Linked DNA regions of Homo sapiens: all the other regions are linked to region 2. A link is a contact called in ENCODE Hi-C or POLR2A ChIA-PET data. All regions are on one chromosome and are shown on one strand. The core of a region is the stretch at or near the end of the contact, and the rest is flanking DNA. Distances in the headings are between cores, read along the strand shown. Region 1 has its middle 18 kb from the start of CCR7. Region 2 holds the start of WIPF2 (WAS/WASL interacting protein family member 2). Region 3 has its middle 40 kb from the start of CCR7. Region 4 holds the start of MIEN1 (migration and invasion enhancer 1).

Region 1 (3,639 bases), core at 1-2,500, 360 kb after region 2:
GGCTTGAAGGCCCATCAACCTAGTCCTGGGCCTTGAGGAGCTTGACAAGCAATGGAAAATAGCATGGGCATCCACATCTCCAAGCACATCCTTATACCTCATCTCATTTAGCCCTCGGGCTGCCCTGTGTGGCAGGTTTCCATTCTATGATTGAGGAAGCTGAGACTTGAAAGGAAAGTGACTTGATATTTGACTCTAAGCTAAGGGGCTTTTCCCACTATGCCAGGCTGCCTTTACTGATGTTGGGCATGGTCGGAAGAGCTCAGACCACGGCTGCCCCCTCTCTTCCTGGGAAAGACACCCTCAGACAGGTCTTTACATCCCATCCTGTTTTACGAAGGTTTCTGAGAATGAGCAGGGAGAAGGACCTACAAGTAACCTTTATAGTCATTCAGTCCAACCACCTCACTGATGACTTGGTTACCCAGAGGATAAAGAAAAGCTTAGCTTACCAGAAACTCCAGCCCCTGTTATTATGAAAAAGAACAGGACAAGTCTTGAGACCCCTAGAGGAGGCCTCTGATCTGGAGAGAATCGACAGAGGAGCCAGACCCAGAGTCCCCTGGAGGGAGCCAGGTCTGCAGAAGCTCAGAAACTCAGTCCTGCCTTTCTTGCATATGGAGTCCATGGTCATAGTAGCAGTGTCCTGGCTCTACCCAGAGTGTCCAATGGCTTCCTGTCCCTCTGGACTTGTCATTTAGTGGGCAAAGTCCAAGATCACACCTCTCACTCCTGCCCCCACCTCTTGCCCCTGTTTTATCTCACTTGGGAATAATCTGTTCCCATGTGAAGCCAACGAAAATGAGCCTCCACCAGTGTGGGGTAACCCAACAGGCAGATTTGGTATGGACACAGGGCCCCAGCCAGATGAAGACATCCCAAAGTTGAGAAGAGTTCAGTAATCAGAAAATCTAAAAAGATGCTCTTTTAATTTCAGCACACATGTACATTTTGTGTTGTCTGGTGAGTATTAGGAATTATATTTGGAGAGAGACTGCAATCTTTATAGGGTTCAGGGCCTTTTAAGGTCTTACTCGGACCTTGGACAACCAAGAGGGAAAGGGCCAACAGGTGTGAGGAAAATAAGTTGTGAGGCTGCAGGGAGGAAGAGGATGGCTCACCAGGATGAAGAAAAGGGAAGGAGAGGAGCTCTCAGTGGTGCAATTGGTTAGCGTGTGGCACTTACATGAAAAGGGAAGGAGGGCTTGGCACAGGCTAGCGGGAAGCCTCAGGTCACCCTGACACCTGTTGCCATGGCCCGGCGGCGGTTTCCTGACTTGTCAGGACGTGTGCACAGAGAGAACAATGGGTTTGCCTTGACAGGAAGATGCTTCCTGTTTTGCTGCATGGGTTCATTGTTGGGCATTAAGAGGGAGGGGTCTATGTGTCTGTGTTTTTCGTGTTGCCAAAAGCTCTCTGAGGGGAGAAGTGGGGGTGAGTGAGGACGGGGGTCTGAGGAAAGGTGAAAGGGAAAGGAAGGGAGCAGTTATTCTTCCAGAATTGCTCAGCCAAACCTCACGCCATTCTAGTTTCAGCCAACCAGAGAGGGTGGGGCTGGCCCTGCTGTCCTACTGTCCCCAAGAGCTCTAAGCCCAGAGCTTTTGTGCATGACTGAGGGCTGCCCAGAATCCCTCCTTTTGTTCCCCAGTGAGACCCGGTGGTGACCTTTATCTTGGCAAGGTGGCAAGGGCGACAGGAAACTTGGACTGAAATAACCTCTGTGGTGAAAGCAGGGGTGGGAAATGTTGAGGCTGGTCTCATGGCGAGTGATAAATTAGACATCCAAGATGCCCACTCCCCACCTCCAGCCTGCCCATTGCTGGGCCAACCCTGCACATTCACAACCGAAATTGTACATTTTTAAAATTTATTTTTTATTCTTTTTAAAAAATTTTCCATACGTTATTGGGGTACAGGTGATATTTGGTTACATGAGTAAGTTATTTAGTGGTGATTTGTGAGATCCTGGTGCACCCATCACCCGAGCAGTATACACTGCACCATATTTGTTGTCTTTTATCCCTTGCCCCTTCCTGCTCTTCTCCCCAAGTCCCCGAAGTCCATTGTATCATTCTTATGCCTTTGCGTCCTCATAGCTTAGCTCCCACATGTCAGTGAGAACATACAATGTTTGGTTTTCCATTCCTGAGTTACTTCACCTAGAATAATAGTCTCCAATCTCATCCAGGTCATTGCAAATGCTGTTAATTCATCTCTTTATGGCTGAGACTAATCAGATGGAATACTATTCCATTATACATATATATACTACAGTTTCTTTATCCACTCGTTGATTGATGGGCATTTGGATTGGTTCCATGATTTTGCAACTGTGAATTGTGCTGCTATAAACATGTGTGTGCAAGTATCTTTTTCGAATAATGACTTCTTTTCCTCTGGGTATACCCAGTAGTGGGATTGCTGGATCAAATGGTAGTTCTACTTTTAGTTCTTTAAGGAATCTCCACACTGTTTTCCTTAGTGGCGTACTAGTTTACATTCCTACCAGCAGTATAGAAGTGTTCCCTGATCACTGCATCTCTGTCAACATCTACTGTTTTTTGATTCTTTGATTATGGCCATTCTTGCAGGAGTAAGGTGGTATCGCATTGTGGTTTTGATTTGAATTTCCCTGATCATTAGTGATGTTGAGCATTTTTTCATGTTTGTTGGCCATTTGTATATCTTCTTTTGAGAATTGTCTATTCATGTCCTTAGCCCACTTTTTGATGGGATTGTTTGTTTTTTTCTTACTGATTTGAGTTTGTTGTAGATTCTGGATATTAGTCCTTTGTCAGATGTATAGATTGTGAAGATTTTCTCCCACTCTGTGGGTTACCTGTTTACTCTGCTGACTGTTCCTTTTGCCATGCAAAAGCTCTTTAGTTTAATTAGGTCCCAGCTATTTATCTTTGTTTTTATTGCAATTGCTTTTGGGGTTTTGGTCATGAAATCCTTGCCTAAGCCAATGTCTAAAATAGTTTTTCCAATGTTATCTTCTAGGACTTTTACAGTTTCAGGTCTTAGGTTTAAGTCCTTAATCCATCTTGAGTTGATTTTTGTATAAGGTGAGAGATGAGGATCCAATTTCATTCTCCTACATGTGGCTAGCCAATTATCCCAGCACCATTTGTTGAAAAGGGTGTCCTTTCCCCACTTTATGTTTTTGTTTGCTTTGTTGAAGACCAGTTGGCTGTAAGTATTTGGGTTTATTTCTGGGTTCTCTATTCTGTTCCATTGGTCTATGTGCCTATTTTTATACCAGTACCATGCTGTTTTGGTGACTATGGCCTTATAATATAGTTTGAAATCAGGTAGTGTGATGCCTCCAGATTTGTTCTTTTTGCTTAGCCTTGCTTTGGCTATGTGGGCTCTTTTTTGGTTCCATATGAATTTTAGAATTGTTTTTTCTAACTCTGTGAAGAATGGTGGCAGTATTTTGATGGGGATTACATTGAATTTGTAGATTGCTTTTGGCAGTGTGGTCATTTTCACAATATTGAGTCTACCTATCCATGAGCATGGCATGTGTTTCCATTTGTTTGTGTTGTCTGATTTCTTTCAGTAGTGTTTTGTAGTTTTCCTCGTAGAGGTCTTTTGACTCCTTTGTTAGGTTATTCCTAAGTATTTTATTTTTCT
Region 2 (3,793 bases), core at 146-2,645:
GTTTGGACCCACCATCTCCCTGGCTCCATCGCCCCACGTATGGCCATGCAGGATGTAGACAGCTGAAAATCTTTACCTCGTGTCCTTGATCCCTATGCCTGCTGTGTTCCCTGCCTTCTCTGATTAATAATAAAATTCCATTCATCCTTCAAGGCCCAGCTCCAAACCATTTAGGAAACCTCCTTCCATTCTTTAGCAGGAATTAATTGCTCCCTTGTCTGACGTCCCACAGCACTAATCACACGCTGACTTGTATCTCAGCTAGCTGTTTATGCCAGTCTGCCCACCAACGTAGTGAGTTCCCTGAGGGCAGAGGCTCTGTCTTAGTCACCTCTGTAGCCATCTCCTGGTGTTTAGCAGGTACTCAATGTGACATTTACTTGACTAGTGGGTGGTGCCTAGTACTACTCATGGCAGAATAGAAGGAAAACAAAAATAATAACAACTTATGCTCTATCACGTTTTCCCATTCATTAACTGATTTCAGCTTTGCAACAACTCTATGAGACAGACGGGACAGGCACTATTAGACCCATTTTACAGATAGGGTAGCTAAGGCCCAATGGCACACAGCTTGTAAGTAATGGGGACTAAGTCCCAATCTTGCCCCCTTACTTCGGATTCTGTGCTGGGAATGGAATTAAACCAAGAGTATTTTGAAGCTATAATGGAAAGCGCTTTTCTGGGTGGACTAGGGAGAGATACTTAGTCAGCTGTCAGGGTTTAACAGCAGCTCCATCAAAGAGGGCACAGGATTTCTCTCTCTGGCCCAAGCAGCTGGAGGGGTCCACAGCACCATCCTATAGCCCTGGAAGCTGGAGGAAACCCCAGCCCGAGAAAGAAGAGACGGTGTTCGAGTCAGGTGGGTAAGATGACGTAAATGATGACTTGTGAGCAGTGGCCTGCCTCTGTTGCCATGACAACCGGAGCTTGACTACTTGGCCTTTGCAAGGTTGGCCGAGGCGGGTTCTTCGTTAACTCGAGATTAAGGAAGGATATTTAGGGGGGAGGGTGTGTGTGTGTGCGGCGGATTAAAGACGAAAGGAGTATATTCAACAATGACTGTTTAGCTCAGTGGTTCTCCACCTTGGCAACACGTTAGAATCACCTGCAACAATTTCCTGATGCCTAGGCTGCACCCCAGAATTAAATTATAATTTCCAGGGGTGGGAACCAGGCATCATAGTATTTAAATCTTGCCAGGTGATTCCAATTGCAGCTAAAGTTGCAAACCCAGCTTTTAGCTGGTAAGCGGAATTCCTGTGACCTTCCTAAGATGGCGTCCACTCAACCGCTTCCGCCTTTACGTGGGCCGGCAGGGGGCGGGCTTCCCAGGGGCGCATGCGTCTCGCATCTCTCCGCTCCCTGCTCTCTCCTCCTTTTTCCCCCGCCTCCATTTTGTTCGCGGACGCTGGGGACGGTGGGAGCAGATCCATTTCCGGGTTGGCAAAAGGGGCGGTGGCGGCGGCGGCGGCGGCGGCGGCGGCGGCGACGGCGAGAAAGAGCTTGCCGGGGGGCGAGCAGGACAGGACGAAGCCGGAGTGTAGGCGGCAGAGGATTCGCTCCCAGAGCAGCTGCGGCCAGGTCGGAAAGAGGCCGGGGCGGCTGGGTCAGTCGCTGAAATGACCTGCGGACCTGAGTGGGAGGGAAAGTCGCGGGGAGGGGGGCTCGGGGCGGGGCTTGAGAAGAGAGGGGGGCATTAGAGGAGGGGCCGGAGGGGGAGAGGGGTCTTGCGGGTGGGGCCTGAGGGGCGGGGGGCCGGGGGACTGTATCGGAAGAACCTGGAGGAGAGAGGGCGTGGGGAATCTGGGGAGGAGTGGTCGAATATTGGTATGGGGCGAGCGGGGACTGGAAAAATGGGGAGGAACGTTTTTGAGAGACAGGCAATAAGGGCTCCTGAAGGGTTGGGTGAGTTAAGGCGGCAACTCTGTGAGGAACGAGGTAATCGTGCGCAAAAAGGGAGACGGGAACGGAGGACCTGTTGGGAACGGCTAATTAGCAGGATGCTGTGGGTGAGGAGTCCAGTGTGACATTTTGGGGATTGAGTTAGGTGAAAGCTAGTGTTTGGGAAGATGGCTCGGGAAACTGCTTACACTAGAGGGAATCTTGAGAGCGTTCTTTGAAAAGGAATCAGAATTTAGTTAAAGGTTGGATTGAGAATGTTAAGATGCGCATTGGAACGTCTGGAGTTGAGGGTTCATGTTGAAGTGGTGTGAAGTGAGGGAAGATGGAATTTTTTTTTTTTTGTTTTAAAGGTGGGGTCTGGCTATGTTGCTCAGACTAGTCTTGAACTCCTGGGCTCAAGCGATCTTCCCACCTTGGACTCCCAGAGTGCTGGGATTACAGGTGTGAGCCACTGCACCCGGCCAAGATGGAAATGTTAAAGTGTTCAGCATGGCAGTGTGTATGGTCGAGTTTTTTATCAGGAAGGAAAGTTCTTAAAAATAGCATTGAGGCAAGGAACTGATATGTGATGGAATTCTTTTTTCTTTTTTTTTCTTTTAAGAGACGTGGTCTCACTCTGTCGCCCGGGCTGGAGTGCAGTGGCATGATCATGGCTCCTTAAAGCCTCGACCTCCCGGGCTGAAGTGGTCCTTCCACCTAAGCCCCGCCAATAGCTGGGACCACAGGTGTGACCACTACTCCCGCCTAACGTGTGTGTGTGTATATATATATATATATATATATATATATATATATATATATATATGTATATATATATATTTTTTTGTTGTTGTTGTTGGAGACAGAGTCTTGCCCTGTTGTCCAGGCTAGTCTGGAATTCCTGGGCTCAAGTGATCCTCCTGTCTCGGCCTCCGCAAGTGCTGGGATTACAGGGATGAGCCACTGTGCCTGGCCCAGAATTCGTTTTTTTTTTTTTTTTGAGATGGAGTCTCGCTCAGTGGCCTAGGCTGGAGTGTAGCGGTGCGATCTCGGCTCACTGCAAGCTCCGCCTCCCGGGTTCACGCCCATTCTTCTGCCTCAGCCTCCCGAGTAGCTGGGACTATAGGTGCCCACCACCACACCTGGCTAATTTTTTTTTGAATTTTTAGTAGAGACGGGGTTTCACTGTGTTAGCCAGGATGGATGGTCTGGATCTCCTGACCTCGTGATCCGCCCGCCTCTGCCTCCCAGAGTTCTGGGATTAGAGGCGTGAGCCCCTGCGCCTGTCCAGAATTCATATTTTTTAAAGGACTTGAATAATCTGTTATTGCTTTGGGCTCTCCCAGGGTCCCCGTCCTTTTTCATGCTGTTATTTTTGCCTTACGGTTTTGGTTTTTGACTGTCTTACTGAATGTTTTTGGCTATTCTGTTCTCCTTTTACAAATCAGAAGAGAACCACAGGGAATAAGGACAGTTTTAGCCTACCTATGGATTTAGTAAATAACTTCAAGGCAAATTATTAAGCTCTCATTTTTTTCCCCTTTGAAATATAGGTTTTCTCTGTCCCTGCCTCTAAAAGTTTGTCTTAACACATGGGATCTTTAAAGTGGTTGCATAGAAGTGATCTCTGAAAATGAGATTGAGATATTGATATTTAAAAGACATACAATGGTGCACCTGCCTGTAATCCCAGCTACTTGGGAGGCTGAGGCAGGAGGATTGCTTGAGTCTAAGAGTTCGAGACCATTCTGGGCAACGTAGCAATACCCCATCTCTCTCTCTGTCTCTTTTTTTGTTTGTTTGTTTAAGACGGAGTCTCGCTCTTTCACCCAGGCTGGAGTGCAGTGGCGTGATCTCGGCTCACTGCAACCTCTGCCTGCCGGATTCAAGCGCTTCTCCTGCCTCAGTC
Region 3 (3,960 bases), core at 1,079-3,578, 390 kb after region 2:
GTGGGACAGTCCCTGAGGGCTCCGTCTCTCTGGGAAGATGGTGGGGGGCGGGTGAGAATGGCAGGCCCATGCTGGCTGGGTGAGAGTGTGAGGCTGTTCCAGCCTAGAGACTGGCCACCGGTCAGGAAGCAGAGTCCCACCTGGCCCCAGGCTTCTGGCACCTACTGCCTGAGAGCGTGAGGCCTCTATGGCCATAGTCCACCTGGGAATTCAAAGGCGTAAGGCCACCTGCATCTAGGAAGCTCCTTCTTTGGGATCTGAGCTGAGGACCCAACAGTGAAGAAGCCAAGCCAGAAGGGAAACGCTGGTGCTCCGCTCCACCTTGCCCCATTTTGCAGTGAAGTCCAGTGAAGAGAGCCCTGGGGGTGGAGCACTGGAGCTCAGGTCCCAGGCACTATCACTCCCTTGCTGTGTGACCTTGGGCAGGTCAGTTTACCCCTTTGGACTTTAGTTTCTTGACCTGCAAATTGGAGGGTTGGTCTAGATGAATGGCTTTCAACCCTGGCTGAATATTGGAATCACCTGGTGAGCTACAAAAATCAACATGATGCCAGTTGTTCTGGGATACACCCTGGGCATCAGCATTTTTAAAAGCTCTTCAGATGATCCCAGGCCAGGTGTGGTGGCTCACGCCTGTAATCCCAGCATTTTGGGAGGCTGAGGCGGGCGGATCATCTGAGGTCAGTTCGAGACCAGCCTGGCCAACATGGTGAAACCCTGTCTCTACTAAAAATACTAAAATTAGCCGGGTTTGGTGGCATATGCCTGTGCACGAGAATCACTTGAACCCAGGAAGCAGAGGTTGCAGTGAGCGGAGACCGTGCCACTGCACTCCAGCCTGGGTGACAGAGTGAGACCCCGTCTCAAAAAACAAAACAAAACAAAAAAAGAACCATTAGTCTGCCTAATGCTTATCAAAATTTAGAGTGCACAGGAGTCTTGTAAAAATTCGAGTGGAATTCAGAAAGTCTAGCATAGAGTCTGAGATTCCACATTTCCAACAAGCTCCCAGGCGATGTCCATGGACCACACCTTGAGTAGCAGCAAGTCTGTGTTGAATGTCCCCTTCCCTTGAACTTGCAAGTTGGATCCAAGCTCCAATCTACTCAGTCTGCTACTGTTCTTGTTTTGGTAGCTGGCTGTAGTTGCCTATTTCTGCCAATCTGCCAATAACATCATTGTTTCTAAGTTCTTTCTTTCCCCCCACCCTCTCTCACAAGAATTGTTTAAATCCTCACTCATCATTTGAATTCTAATGAGATGCTGTGGATTGAATCAAATAGGGATCTTCCCTTCAAGGGCAGTAAATAAGAGACAGAGCCAGGCTGTGATGTGAGTTCAAAATGGGGCAGAGGTCATTTTTAGCTGAGAGGATTGGAAGGGATCTACGTGGCTGATAATAACAGTGTACCACTGTCCAAGTGCTTTGTACTAGTTGTCTCATTTTATCCTCAAAACAACCCTACAGGTAAGCACTGGGAACGTTCCCCAGTTTACACACGAGGAAGCTAAAGCTTAAAGAGAAGCAGAGGTTTTTTGAAGGGGGCATAGCAAGCAAGGTGCAGCGCTGTAGCTTGAACTCAGGTGCCTGTGCTGACTTTTAGTCCACTTAGGGCATGGGTGGTATTTAAGCTGCATGCCTGACTAGACCCAACCAGACCCGATCAGACTCAGCCTTTTAGCACCAAGTCGTTTGGGCTAGGATGCGGTTTGTATGAGTTTAGTCTACCCCTCACTCACCTTCCATACCCCGACAGCCAGAAAAAGACAGGTGGTAACAGTTTCCACCTCTGGTTTCTGGGCCCAGACCTCCAGGCCTGTACACAGAGCCTGGGGCCTGGACTCACACTTTTCCCCAGTTGGCTGCCTGTCCCAGCATGGGTCTCTGCTGCCTACATCTTTGTCTGTTTGTATCATTTTATTTCCTTGGCGGGGAGCAGGCTGTGTGTCCAGGCTTTTGTAGGCTTGTCCCTTCTTAGGCACATAACCCCAAATAGTGCTTCATAGAAGGTTGCCCGAAACTACCATGATGACTGCAGATCCTAAACTCCTCAGATTCTGCTGGGTTCTTAGCTAAAATGGTATCCAACAGCCCAGCCCCATGGTTTTTCCAAGTTGACGAAACCCAGCTTGTCTCACCTTTTGATATCAGGGTTACAGGGTTGGGGTGGAGGTGAAGGGTGAGAAGGATCGGAGACCTCTGTGTTCCCCCACTAGAACTTGAGTTCCTAGAGACACGAACTTTGTCTTCTCATTTTTGAACTCCCAGTGAAGAATACAGTGCTGGGCAGAGAGATGTGTCACCGCCTTGTCAGACGAGTGCATGACAGAGACTTGGGTGCATTTTCTTTGTGCGTGGGGTGAATGGCAGTGTTGGTAGTGTGTTTGGCTTGGCTCTCACACAGGAGATTCACCTGCTATAGGTTTCAGCTTGTAGGCCCCGGAACCCTGTGGGTGCAGCTACTGGGAAATCTGTCTTTCACCACATCTTTTTGGGTTCTGTAGCTGCTCAGGAAGATGAGGTTTTCTTATATAGCCCCAGCCCCTGGAGATGCTGGGTGAGTTGTAGAATGCCAACTTCGAGAGCATTAAGAGAGACCCTGTAATGATTAGGCAGCCCTGGGATTGTAGAATGGGGAACCCATGGAAGGAGGAGACCCCCCCACTTTCTTACCTTTCAGAGAAGGGAATCATCTTATTGTAGCAGAAGTTTCTTAAAATTTTGCTTGGACATCTAACCTTGAAAACTGAGGTTAAGAAAGTGAAGGGCTTAGTCCATAGAAGGAATTTTCCTCTGCATGTAGTTTTTCTCCTATCACTACAAAAAAATATGAAGAAAAGAAACCAAATTCGTACCAAGGTGCTAAATGTGCCCTAGAATGTAAAGCAACTTTGCATTGGTCAACCGGACCCAGTCAGGGAAATATTTCCATTTATTCAACTTGTGTACCTAAGAGAGGTTTTTTTTTTCTTTTTTGAGACAGGGTCTCTCTCTGCTGGCCAGGCTGGAGTACAGTGTCACAGTCATGGGTCACTGCAGCCTCAATTTCCCAGGCTCAAGTGATCTTCCCATCTCAGCCTCCCTAGTAGCAGGGACTACAGGTGTGCACCAGCACACCTGGCTAATTTTTGTGTTTGTAGTAGAGATGGGGTTTCACCACATTGCCTAGGCTGGTCTCAAACTCCTGGGCCCAAGCAATCCATCTGCCTCGGCCTCTGAAAGTGCTAGTGTTACAGAAAAGGGGTCCTGATCCAGACCCCAAAAGAGGATTCTTGGATCTCACGCAAGAAAAAATTCAGGGCGAGTCCGCAGTGCAAAGCAAAAGCAAGTTTATTAAGAAAGTACAGTGGCGAAAGGACAGCTACTGCATAGACAGAGTAGGATGTTCCCAAAAGTTAGAGGAGGAACGCATCCACCCTAGGTACAATGCTTGTCTATATGAGGAGGTGTACTCTGCTATAAGGGTTTGTGATAAAGGATTAATTTTCTTAATTACTATATTTTGCAAGAGTCGATATTATTATCTTTAAAGTAAAACTAGGAATGCCTTTGTTCTCCAGATATCAGGACATCTGGACACTCCCAAGTCTGGGTCTGTTTTAGTAAACATTATTAGTTTGTTCCCTTAATCGTAAACATCTAGAGGCTAGGAATGCCTAACTTTCTGGGAATGCAGCCCAGCAAGTCTCAGCCTTATTTTCCTAGCCCTCACTCAAAATGGAGTTGCTCTGATTTGAACACCTCTGACACTAAGATTTTAGGCGTGAGCCACTGTTTCCCGCCTTAAGTGAGAAAATCTTGTTGAGCCAATTCTTTAAGACTCCCTCTTGTCTCTTTGAGTCTTACAAGAAATAAGCCAATGAGAGGTTTTCCCCGGCCTCTTAGGAACCTTTTCTAGGAGGAGAGTGTTCAAGAAGAGGAGCCAAAGCTAGGAGAGGCCCACAGAGCGCTGGCACTGA
Region 4 (3,617 bases), core at 798-3,297, 490 kb before region 2:
AGTATCCAGGCTTTGTACAGAGTGCTTTTCTGTTTAGTTTTTACTTTTTTTGTTTTGTTTTTTTAAAGATGAAATAAAGACCCAGGGGGAGAATGGGTGTTGTATGGGGAGGCAAGTGTGGGGGGTCCTTCTCCACACCCACTTTGTCCATTTGCAAATATATTTTGGAAAACAGCTAGGCACCGGCCTATGTCTGGGGGTGGCTCTGTGCCATCCCTTCCTGCTCACCTTACACTCAATTCCTCTTTTCCTGGAGGGAGTGGCTGGGAATCTTCAGAAAGCTTGGATGAGGAGCCAGACATCCAGTTCTCCAGCTTCAGGGTTGGGGGAGATCGGGAAGCTGGATTCAGATCTGAGAGCCCTTTGACGACCAGATCATTCTTATTTAGAACGAACTAATTCCTAAGGCCACTCACCAGAATGGGGTTATTTCCTCCTTGTGAGTGAGGAGAGTGGTGGGTAGGGTGGGGGAAAGACGAGGCAGGGTCTACTGTGGGACTCATTTTCCTTGCCTTGGCTATGCCAGAGGAGCTCACTGACCTAAGGAGTAGCTGTCCAGAAAGCCCACCCAGCCAGCACAGCCACCCTGGCGGTGCAAAGGCTGGGCTGACCGGACTTCTGTGCCCCCCACATTCCCAGACTGGACGTATAAAAACACACACTAGTTAGCATTAGTGTTTGTAGCGCCACTTTACTGCCAATAGCTGACATTGCCCTGGGTTAGGGGAGAATAAATAAAATCTGTGGCATCAGACAGGTATTACCGAGGCGAAGAGTGGACTGGGCTTTCGTGGGCACTTACCCTGGGAAGGGGGTATGAGGTGGCTGGAGAAGTGTTCATGGAGAGTGTCTCTCTCCTGCCCCCAAGGCCACGGAATCTTCTATTCCTTCTTTGTACCCAAAGGGCAAAGTGGAGGCCAGGGTCTCTTTGCTAAGGAGCTAAGTAGGGGAAAGAGGCAGGGGGAGCTCCCAGCAGGACCAAAGGGAGACCAAGGTTTGGACCCCAGAACAGAGCAGGAACCCAGAGTCCTGTGCAGTCACAGGATGACGCAGGGAGGACGGCTGTTGGTGATCTTTTCTAGGGTTTCTCCATTACTGGCTCTTCGGATGGCCTCAATGAGCTAGAGGAGTGGAATGACAGGATGATGCACTGTTGGGGTAGGGTGACCAAGAGGTCCTCCCAACGCTGTAAATACTCACATCTTTCTCATAGGGAAAGCCCCCATTCTCCAGCTTGGAGAACACCAGCTGTCCATTTATCTCTATCTCAAAGGCACCTGGTAAGAAATCAACAGATAAATGGTACACTGAGAACATAGGCAGAAGTCAGGAGTTCCTCCAAAGGGGTCCCCCGCCTTCAAGTCCCCCATCAATCCCACTGGAGACCCATTTGTAGCTCCTTAAGCAATTCCCCAACCCTGGGTCAACTCCAGGGAACCTGAGGGAGGCCTCGCCTGTGTGCCCCTCGCAACACTCAATAAAGGACTCCCTCCCCTCCAACCCTACACGATTGCAGTCTAATAGGTTTTTCCCCACAGGCCTCTGTGACACCCCCTGACCTATGGAAGGGAACTCATGTTGGCCGGACATTTTACCATGTGCCAGGCACTGCGGGCACTTTACATAAAGCAGCCAATGTCAGAACTAGAAAGCGGGAGAGCTGGGATTCAGAGCACAGACTGACCCAGCAGGTGTTCTGCGAGCCTCACCTGTGCCCCCGAGGCGCGACTCGATCTCGATGCCCGGATACTGCTCCTTCACAGCACTGGCCAGCTCCAGGTAGGTCGCCTCGAAGCCGCAGGGTTCACTGGGGAGTCAAGAGATGGGGCTGGGCTGGGGATTCGGGGGTGGGGCCTCCCGTGGACCCACCTCCGTCCGGCCCGCGGGACCAGGGTGCGGGTCCTCCAGCCGGGGCCGCTCACCAGTACTCCACCACGATGCGGACCCCACTGCCCGGCTCGACCTCCTCGGGAGGGGGCGCTACGGACGTCTGCCCCGGCTCCCCGCTCATCGCGGCCGGCTCCGCTCGGGCCCCTGCTTCCGGGTGTGACGCGAACCGCGGGCACGTGACGGGGCGGGGCCTCTGGAGCGGGGAGGGGCCGAGGGTGGCGTTCGGGCGCCCCCTGCGGGTCTCCGCCACTGCTACGTTTTGACCTCGTAGGGCAGCTCCGGAGCTCGCTCCCCGGGCAGGGGCTGGGTCCGGTCCAGACCCTCCTTCCCTGGCCCGGTCTCCCGGAGTGCCGGGCTTCCCCACTCCCCACTCCCGGTGTCCGCTGGACTTCATGGCTTCATTTACTCTAATGGACTATCTTAGACTGCAAAGCGCTTTTCAGTTTACAAAAGAAAGAGAAAGTGGTGGGGCAAGCATCCTGGGGATGGGGGTGGGTGTGGCTGATGCATGAAATAGTTGACATTTTCTCGCTAACATGCCGATGGCATTTTTTTTTTTTTTTTTTTTGAGACGGAGTTTCGCTCTTGTTGCCCAGGCTGGAGTGCAATGGCGCGATCTCGGTTCACTGCAACCTCTGCCTCCCGGGTTCAAGCGATTCTTCTGCCTCAGCTTCCCGAGTAGCTGGGACTACAGGCGCGTGCCACCGCACCCGGTTAATTTTGTATTCTTAGTAGAGACAGGGTTTCATCATGTTGGTCAGGCTGGTCTCGAACTCTTGACCTCAGGTGATCCACCAGCCTCGGCCTCCTAAAGTGCTGGAATTACAGACATGAGCCACCGCGCCTGGCCCAGTTTTTTGTTTGTTTGTTTGTTTGTTTTAGTAGAGACAGGGTTTCACCATGTTCGCCAGACTGGTCTCGAACTCCTGACCTCAAATGATCTGCCTGCCTTGGCCTCCCAAAGTGCTGGGATTACAGGCGTGAGCCACCACGCCCGGTGCTGATGGCATTTGGAACCACCCTGTAGTTACATACACAAGTGTTTCTGATCCCAAAGCTCTAAACTGCTTTTTCCAGTCTTTTGCAGCTGCTTCTTGCCTGCACTGGAAAACAGTAGATGCTCTTCAGGCTCTGTGCCCCCAACAGTTTCTGCGCATCCCTTCTCATCCAGCCTCTCACTGGGGGGCTGGCGTCATTATTCCCATTTTGCAGCTCTGGAAATGGAGTCTGCACAAGTCCTCGCTGCCTTTTCCCTGCCTACAGTACCACTATGGTATCCTAACACGCCACCCACTCTAGTGTCCCTTTAGGCTATTTATTTATTTATTTATTTATTTTGAGATGGAGTCTCACTCTGTCACCCAAGCTTGAGTGCAGTGGCGCGATCTTGGCTCACTGCAACCTCCACCTCCTGGGTTCAGGCGATTCTCCTGCCTCAGTCTCCCTAGTAGCTGAGATCATAGGTGCCAGCCACCACGCCCAGCTAACTTTTGTATTACTATTATTATTATTTTTTTGAGACAGAGTCTTGCTCTGTTGGCCAGGCTGGAGTGCAATGGTGCGATCTCGGCTTACTGCAACCTCTGCCTTCCGGCCTCAAGTGAGTCTCCTGTCTCAGCCTCCTGAGCAGCTGGGATTACAGGTGCCCACCACCAAGCCAGCTAATTTTTCTATTTTTAGTACAGATGGGGTTTCACCATGTTGGCCAGGCTGGTCTCGAACTCCTG

The links. Hi-C counts contacts between places; a loop is a spot of excess contacts on that map. ChIA-PET counts read pairs that join two places held with the same protein, here RNA polymerase II (POLR2A). Pooled maps may share reads with other maps.
Region 1: a pooled map shows a loop between it and region 2 (4-fold over the local background). The contact joins the enhancer-like site here to the promoter of WIPF2 in region 2. A Hi-C loop is called at or near these places in 1 of 37 single-sample maps with no recorded cell type and 2 of 50 pooled maps. POLR2A ChIA-PET finds 5 or more read pairs at or near these places in 1 of 52 experiments (T-cell).
Region 3: a loop to region 2 is called in a pooled map, with 2.0 times the contacts of the local background. The contact joins the enhancer-like site here to the promoter of WIPF2 in region 2. A Hi-C loop is called at or near these places in 1 of 37 single-sample maps with no recorded cell type and 4 of 50 pooled maps. POLR2A ChIA-PET finds 5 or more read pairs at or near these places in 1 of 52 experiments (T-cell).
Region 4: a loop to region 2 is called in a pooled map, with 7 times the contacts of the local background. The contact joins the promoter of MIEN1 here to the promoter of WIPF2 in region 2. A Hi-C loop is called at or near these places in 6 of 50 pooled maps. POLR2A ChIA-PET finds 5 or more read pairs at or near these places in 2 of 52 experiments (activated CD4-positive, alpha-beta T cell and activated naive CD4-positive, alpha-beta T cell).

What each region holds. Positions count from the first base shown.
Region 1 is chr17:40,581,206-40,584,844 of GRCh38, forward strand. No RefSeq gene overlaps it. Among named protein-coding and RNA genes, the nearest start is that of CCR7, 18 kb to the left of the region's middle. RefSeq lists enhancers at 1,019-1,158, 1,179-1,428 and a silencer at 1,187-1,332. Within about 2 kb of position 1,251, at least 11 of the 41 ENCODE cell types and tissues checked have a DNase peak (open chromatin) inside an H3K27ac peak, as active enhancers do.
Region 2 is chr17:40,217,909-40,221,701 of GRCh38, forward strand. It overlaps WIPF2 (WAS/WASL interacting protein family member 2), which reads left to right and starts at 1,396. Exons shown (of 8, transcript NM_133264.5): 1 at 1,396-1,584. RefSeq lists enhancers at 737-786, 1,227-1,336, 1,237-2,015.
Region 3 is chr17:40,603,168-40,607,127 of GRCh38, forward strand. No RefSeq gene overlaps it. Among named protein-coding and RNA genes, the nearest start is that of CCR7, 40 kb to the left of the region's middle. Within about 2 kb of position 2,329, at least 4 of the 41 ENCODE cell types and tissues checked have a DNase peak (open chromatin) inside an H3K27ac peak, as active enhancers do.
Region 4 is chr17:39,728,485-39,732,101 of GRCh38, forward strand. MIEN1 (migration and invasion enhancer 1) reads right to left here and starts at 2,048. Exons shown (of 4, transcript NM_032339.5): 1 at 1,923-2,048; 2 at 1,710-1,807; 3 at 1,201-1,277; 4 at 26-1,121. The coding sequence starts at 2,011. The coding sequence ends at 1,038. ERBB2 (erb-b2 receptor tyrosine kinase 2) reads left to right here. Exons shown (of 27, transcript NM_004448.4): 27 at 1-174. RefSeq lists a silencer at 1,730-2,289.